3 separate regions of the Homo sapiens genome follow, and regions 2 and 3 are each linked to region 1. A link is a loop called in an ENCODE intact Hi-C map of the cell type or tissue named here. Cell type or tissue: Panc1. All regions are shown on one strand.

The links. Peaks named below come from ENCODE experiments on the same cell type or tissue, not always from the same donor. Only the 100,000 strongest peaks of a DNase experiment are listed, where the experiment ranks them.
Region 2: it touches region 1 in a loop (13-fold over the local background); 101 of 110 quality-filtered maps call a loop at or near these places.
Region 3: a loop joins it to region 1, with 3 times the contacts of the local background. A loop is called at or near these places in 6 of 110 quality-filtered maps.

What each region holds. Positions count from the first base shown.
Region 1 is chr7:45,153,489-45,155,988 of GRCh38, reverse strand. No RefSeq gene overlaps it. Among named protein-coding and RNA genes, the nearest start is that of RAMP3, 3.1 kb to the left of the region's middle. In Panc1, a CTCF peak has its summit at 1,200 (motif pointing left); a DNase peak (open chromatin) is centred at 1,158.
Region 2 is chr7:45,258,910-45,261,409 of GRCh38, reverse strand. It overlaps LOC107986736 (a long non-coding RNA gene), which reads left to right and starts at 1,346. Exons shown (of 2, transcript XR_001745014.1): 1 at 1,346-1,874. In Panc1, CTCF peaks have their summits at 1,207 (motif pointing right) and 1,478; a DNase peak (open chromatin) is centred at 1,179.
Region 3 is chr7:45,573,523-45,576,022 of GRCh38, reverse strand. It overlaps ADCY1 (adenylate cyclase 1), which reads right to left and starts at 1,655. Exons shown (of 20, transcript NM_021116.4): 1 at 841-1,655. The coding sequence starts at 1,479. RefSeq lists a silencer at 1,170-1,269 and an enhancer at 2,081-2,500. In Panc1, CTCF peaks have their summits at 1,104 and 1,305; no DNase peak of the experiment used is centred here; H3K4me3 peaks cover 1,034 bases; H3K27me3 peaks cover 1,052 bases.

The sequences.
Region 1 (2,500 bases):
CCAGGGAGCAATGCTCCCTTTCCTGGACTCCCCACCCTGGCTCTGCAGTGGGGAAGCCCTGGCCATTCTACAGAGTTGGGTTCCAACACCTCTCCTCCATGGAACCAACCATGCCCCAACAAACTCCCAGGGAGTTGTGTCTACTGCCCCTAGGTCCCTCTAAGGCAGGGCCCTCACTTCTCCTCTCTGTGCCCAGTGGTGCCCATGGCCTCTGCAGGGCAGGTGGGTTTAACACAGGCTGTGAGGAGCTGAGCCATGGGAGAGAGGGACCTGCCCCTTCCACGGTGCATCCCCCCGACCCTGAGTGTGGAAAGGCTGCCGCCATAAATGAGATTGACCATGGGGTGTGCCCTGGACAGCACCTGTCTCCCTGCTTGTCCCTCGGTGGGTGCTGGCCCCGGCACCATTCCCTGTGTCTGCGATCCTGTGTGCACTGGGGTCCTCTCAGGAATCCCCTCTTAGCGTTCATAATTATTTATTTATTTTATTTATTTATTTATTTATTTATTTATATTTTTTTTAGAAGGAGTTTCATTGTTATTGCCCAGGCTGGAGTGCAATGGCATGATCTTGGCTCACTGCAACCTCTGCCTCCGGGGCTCAAGAAATTATCTTGCCTCAGCCTCCCGAGTAGCTGGGATTACAGGCTTGTGCTACCATGCCCGGCTAATTTTTGTATTTTTAGTAGAGACGGGGTTTCTCCATGTTGGTCAGGCTGGTCGCGAACTCCCGACCTCAGGTGATCCTCCTGCCTCGACCTCCCACAGTGCTGGGATTACAGGCGTGAGCCACCGCGCCCGGCCGGTTCATAATTCTTTACACCAAACTTCCCCATTCAGGTTGCGGTGTAGTCTCTCTCCTGATCAAGCCCTGATTCACCATTATCATGATATTTATTCTGTGATTCCTCTTATTCTTAAATAGTTGTAAGAGAACATTTTCTTGACACTCAAGTGGCCTCTTCTAAGAGGAAGAAATAACATCCTGGTGTTTCTACCAGATCAGGGGAACACATGGCCGCTGGGCCTTCACTCTCCCTGGAAGTAATGCTTCTGCCCGGAGTCCACGTGTCCAGGCAAGGGCCTGAGCACAGAACCTGGTGAGGTTTGGGATCTGGTTCTGCTTGCTCTGGGGCTAGACTTCAGGAGGGTGGGGGTTGAGAAGGAGCCAAGGGAAGCCATTCCCGGGCACCTGGCTCCCCCTGCTGGACAGACACTGAAATAACGGTATCATTGTCGATGAGACTACGCCTCTGTCCCTGAGGCAGCAGCAACGCCTCGGTGACCCCTCTCCAGGGACACAGAGGACCGGTCTTCAAAGAAGGGTGATGAAGGAGATTCCAGGAAGGGGTGCCTCTGACCCTCAGCTGTTTTCCACCTTCCCACGGATCAAGACACAGCCTTCCATCTCCTGTTGCGTTTGTTTGCTCATTTGTTTAATTGCAATAAAAAATACTTAACGTCAAATCAAGCATTTTAGGATGGGTGTGGTGACTTATGCCTGTAATCCCAGCACTTTGAGATGCCGAGGTGGGCTAACTGCTTGAGCTTAGGAGTTCTAGACCAGCCTGGGCAACATGGTGAAACCCCGCCTCTACAAAAAAAATACAAAAATTAGCCGTGTGTGGTGAGGTGCGCCTGTAGTCTCAGATACTGTGGAGGCTGAGATGAATTTCCTTTTTTTTTTTTTTGAGACATAGTTTTGCTCTTGTCACTCAGGAGTGCAATGGTGCCATCCCGGCTCACTGCAACCTCCACCTCCTGGATTCAAGCGATTCTCCTGCCTCAGCCTCACAAGTAGCTGGGATTACAGGCCCTCCCACCACGCCCAGCTAAATTTTGTATTTTTGGTAGAGATGGGGTTTCACCATGTTTGCCAGGCTGGTCTCGAACTCCTGACCTCAGGTGATGCGCCCACCTCAGCCTCCCGAAGTGCTGGGATTATAGGTGTGAAGCACTGCGCCCGGCCTCCTTCCTTCTTAAGGCTGAATAATATTCTGTTGTGTGGATAGACCACATTTCATTTACCCATTCATCTGCCATTCATTTCCTTTTTTAAGTCAATGAAGCAAGTTTACTTTCATTTTATTTTATTTTTGAAAAACCTATCAGAAAATGTCTTGAGGAAAATACATTAAAATGTTATCTGTGGTCATTTCTGGCTCTGGAAAGATTTAAAGTGGTGTTTAATTTACATTACCTTCTGCTGGTCTCTGCTTTCTCATTTTCCTACAGTGCATTTTGTGGCATGTGGTGGGTTTTATATAATGCATGTGTTGTGAGAGTTTATGTGTGTGCACTGATGAGTATATGTACCTGTGTGGGTGTGTTGTGCAGCTCACGAATGTGTGGCATGTGTGTATGGGATGTGTGTGTACCTGCTGTGAGGTGATGGTGTGTGTGTGTGGTGTATGAATGGGTGTTCATGTGTGTTGTGTGTGGAGCATATATGAATCTATGTGTCTCATGATTGTGACTGTGGTGTGGGGCATAAGTGTATG
Region 2 (2,500 bases), 110 kb before region 1:
CCTAACAAAGTCCTGGGACACTGGGCCTGACCCCACTCCCTTCACTCCCTCTTCTCTCCTCAGCTATGCATCTCCCACAGTTTGTCAGGATGAGAGGCCTTGTCACCTGCTCCCAGATATCAGGTCCTCCCCGGCAGCCTGTACCCAGCATGTAGTTCCCACAGAGCCCACCTCCACCACTACCCCCTGAAATGCGCAAGTCAGCTCCCTGGGGACAATAATCGCTGATCAGCCCGTGTCTCCCAGCTTTTTCTAATCTCCTTAGCACATCTTTTTAAAGAAATGTATTTAAAACTTTCTACCAGTAACTTAATAATTCGAGGCCTTGCCTTCCTGAGGAATTTGCATTTTAATGAGAGGCAGTGCCCTTAGCCCAATAAACAAGGTGAGGCCCAGCCTGGTCACCTCCCAGATGTGGAGAAGGAAACATGGGGTTCACATGAGGAGTTTCAGGACCCAAACCAGCAAATGGCGAACCACACCACTCACCTGGGCCTGGCTCTGCGGTATAGAGGCTTGGGATCTGCATTTGCCAGACCATCCAGAAAGCCGGCTTCCTCGCTTTCCCTTTGTTTTTCTGCTCTTGTAGCTTATAACCCGTCTTGCATTTGCCTAAAGGGCTCAGAGCTTTCTCAAGGTCATTAACTCGAGTCATAGCCGAGCTCACAGGGACTGGAAGGACCATAGCCACACAAGGACCCCCTACTCCAGCCCTGGTCCCCAGCTCAGTCCTCCCAGGAGGAGCATCAGGCTGTCCCAGGGCTTCTTTGAGGACTCCGGGGTTATGGGAGGAGCCCTGGGCTGAAAGTCAGGGGATGAGGGCCCCATGCATGGTCTTAGCCCTAACTCTCCCTGAATGTGCAAAGCCCTTTTCCCTGTCCCTCCTAGTCTGTGAAATGTGTAAGGGTATGGGCAGGTGACACTGGGTCCGCAGGTCCCCAGGCCCCTCCAGCTCCTGTCTCTACAATGCACCAGGGACGGGAGCGCTGGAGATGCTCTGAATCAAACCTAAGCAGATCTATGAGACAACCCGGTTCACTCCTCAAAGGCATGGCCCTCCTTTTTACATGCTTAAGACAGCAACCAGCCCCTTCATCAGTGAGAAGAAACTGCCCTTTGAGGTTTGAAGAGCAGGGTCAGGGTCTTCCACCCTCAGCGCACCCATTGGGCGAGTTCAGTGTCTGCAGTGCAGCGCGCCGCCGGCAGGGGGCGGCAGACGCCAATCCACGGCGTTCGGGACGCGCCAGAGATATTGGGTCCGTGCAGGTGGCTTGGTTTGGGGACCTCAAAGATGCATCCTGCTAACCCGGATCTGATTGCGCGCGCATGCACCGTCTCACCGCGTACTTCTGCTCCCTGCACCCTGCCACAGCCACAACCAGCGCCTGGAACGCAGCTGCTCCTTATTTGTTGAGTGGATGAATGAATGAATGAACGAATGGCGGTGGAAGTCAGAACACAATTTGGTGTGAATAAGGAGTTCCGGTTGAGAATATCTGAAGATGCCCCTCCTACCTTGCTCTGTGGCCCTGCGCAAAAGCAAAACCTCCCTGCCAGGCCATCTGCTCCGAGCTGGCGTCCGGGAAATCAGGGGCCCCTCCTATCTTGCGCTGGTGTCCAGGTACACCCTCACTCCTCCACTACAGGGTCCTTCTGTTGGAGCAGGAGGGAACCGCAGCCTGGAAGGGTGGGTGTGAACCATGAACCCAGATGACCAAGCCAGTGGAGGTGGCACAGGCAGTCCCCAAGGAAGGGGACACGTGTGTCCCGAGGTCAGAACTGAGAAGCTCTTCAACTGCCACTGCATGTTTCTAACTTCTAGAAACCATCAGGATGGATCTAATTTCTCATGTGGAAACTGGGGCTCTGAGCAGGTGAGTGGCCTCACCCACAGTCACACTCAGCTCGCAGCCCTCCTTGCCGTCTTCTATTTGCAGGGAATTTTCTAGGGAGCAGCAGGATGGACATTCACCAGAGGCGCCCATGGGGGCCTGGACAGTCCCCCCAGTTACCTTACATCTCCACTCTCCTGGGAGGAGCAGGCAGGGGCCACTGAGATCCATGGCGGTGGGTGGGGCTGGGTGCTCAACCCCATTTTGGGGAGGGCAGGATGTGGGGAGCAGGGAGCAGCTGGGGCTCCAGGCATTGTCTCAGGCACCTCCATTCCTTTCCCCACATGCAAGGTCATCTTTCTGTTGAAGTCCCTGCATGAATGAGCAGGACACCTCCCTACACAGAGGAGACACAAGGGAAGACAGGAGCCTGCTCACGGGAAAGGAGTGGTTTCCCCACCATCCAGACATGTGGGTCCTGGTGAGCTGTTTGCATCCAAAAGCCAGAGCTCTGCAAACAGCTCACCGGCTAGACAGCAGAGCACAGATGTGGCACATTCAGGTCAGGGCATACACTGATTGCCATCCTCTCCCATCCCTGGCTGCCCTCCACCTCCACACCACCCTTCTGGTGCCAGCTTTTCCTGTTCCCAGTCTGGGGCCTCTTC
Region 3 (2,500 bases), 420 kb before region 1:
GTTGGAGATGGGCACAAGGGGAAGCTCTCAAAGCCCCGCCGTGGGGCAAAGACCTCTGGTCCACGTCCACCTCCGGGCAGTTGGAAGAGCAGGCTCCTCCAGGGCCCAGGAAGAGTCCGCGGGAGGCAGACAGCGTCCCCGTCCTTGCAACCATCTCGCCCGCCCGACTGGGAAGACAGTGACAAAGTTCGGGCGCAGAAAAGGCAGGGTCAGGGCAACCGCCGAGTGGCAGCGGCAGGGACTAGACTGTGTTTGACCTTGGCAAACCCCACTCTTTCTGGGCCGGAGGCATGTCCACAGAAGGGTGGCCAGCAAGGCTGGAAGAGCCGAAGTCCTTTCCCACCACCCATATACCACCCTCGGGTCCGCAGGGTTGGGAGGCGAGCCCAGCACGCGCTCTAGGTGCGCAGGGGAAGAGCCCAGCGCTGCGCGCAGAGCCGGCCTTGGAGCTTGCCCTGGGGGTCTGCTCTCCTCGCCCACTTTCAGTCCCTCTGTGGGGATGGGTGCGGCAAAAGACCGGCGGACCCCTCTGGCCGCCGTCTGGCCGCTCATCAGCTCCCTGACCTTGGCCAAACCTTTCTCTCTCCACACCTGTCTCCCCTCTCCACACTTCACGCCAGGGGCGCTTCGTGGATTGTAACTCTGAAGAGAGCCCTGGCCGGAGGGTGCCAGCCCCGACTGCGTCCCCAACTCGTAGGAGTGACCTTGAACACACCCCCACTCGGAGCCTCAGTGTCCCCACCCGCCGCATAGGAAAAAGCGCGCCCGACTCCGGGCATTCCCAGCATCGTCCCAGCAAGTGTGTCCGAGACCAGATGAGGGGTGCGCGGCTGCACTTACCGTCCTCCAGAGACGTGGGCGCTTGGCGGGGACCAAGGTGGCTGTGACCAGCAAGTGCGACGCAGCCACCACGAGCCCAAAGCCTATGGCCAGCAGGCTGCGCACGGGCAGCAAGGCATAGGACACGAAGGTGACCAAAAGGAGCTGCCAAACCCCTTGTTCGGCGGTCGCTGGCCCCCCAGCGGCCCCGGCGGAACCCCGGGCGGGGCCGCCCAGCGCGAAAGGACAGCAGAGCAGCGCGAAGGTGAGGCTGAAGAGCAGCGCCAGCTGGCCGACCTGCTGCAGCTGGGGCACCTGCAGGGACCGGACGTTGGTTACCACGAGCAGCGCCAGGAAGAGGACGCAGTGCACCGGGTGTGAGCCCTTGGCCAGGCCGGGCGCGGGCCCCGGCGCGCCCAGCAGCTCGGCCAGCGCCAGCGCGCCCGCCAGCAGGCTGAGAACGGCCAGCGCCTTCAGCGTGGCCGCCTGCTCCAGCCGCAGCGTGTAGCCGCGGAACAGCGCCTCCAGCTCTGGGCAAGCGAACTCCTCGTCGCACGCCCGGAGCCCGCGCCGGCGGCTTGTCCCGGCCGCCCGCTCGGCGCCCCCGGGCTCGCCCGCGCCGCCTCCGCCGCCGCCTCCGCCGCGCGGCGCCCCCGCCATCTCAGCGCCATGCAGCGGCCGCGGCCGCGGGCGCGCCCCTCGCCGGCCCGGGGCGCCGGGGCGCGGGCGGCGGCGCCGGGGCGGGCGGGCGGCGGGCGGCGAGGCGCCGGGGCGCGGGGCGCGGGGCGGGCGGAGTTGGGGCGCCGGCTGCCCCGCGCGCGCGCCCGGAGCGCGTCCCCTCCCGCCCGCCGCGCCTGCGCACTGGAGCCCGCCCGCGCCCCGACCGTGGTCCTCGGCGGCGACCGCGCTGCGACAGCCGAGCCCCGGGAGCCGCGAACCTGGGCGCGCACAGCCCGCGCCCCAACTCCGCGTCCTGCGTTCCCGCCCGCCGGAGGAGCCGCGTGACCTCGAGTACCTTCCTTGTCCCCTCCGAGCCTCAGTTTCCCCACCGTGCACAGTGGAACCCACCCTCTTGGCGTCACCTGGGGAGTCGAAAATACTGAAATCCTGCGAAATTCCCTGTTGCGGGGCAGTTAATCTTGGAAAATATGTGCCTTCCCCCACTCAATAAAACCAGGCCACTAGATTTGAGAGGGGCCCGCGTCTGACTGCGAACCCAGGGCCCTCGCCCCTACGAGACGGAGAATCGACGTCCAAGAATCCCCGGGGTCAGGAGGAAGGTGGAGGCCTGGGGCGTACGTCCCTTCCATGCGCATGAGGGACCCCCCGCCCCTCGGCAATTCTTCCCTAAGCTCTAGGGTCGCGGAGACCCTGTGGGCGGGTGCGGGCTGCGGGAGCTGTGCTGGGGAGGCGGCGGTGGTGAAGTCCAAGAAACAAAGTCCTGGGAGTCGGCCCGAGGGATTCCTCCTGGGTACTGAACTGAACCAGGATGGGCTCCTGGCAGTGCTGTGTCCCGGGAAGAAGGTGTGAGGCTGTAGGTGCAGAAATGGGGCAAGAGATGAAAGGAAAAGGGGCGCTGCTGTTTGCCTTAACGATTAGCTGGATACCCGAGAGAGAGCGAAACGTTTTCTTCTAGCAGGACAATTGGGAGGGAAGGACGCTGGCCCATGGGGGTTAAAAC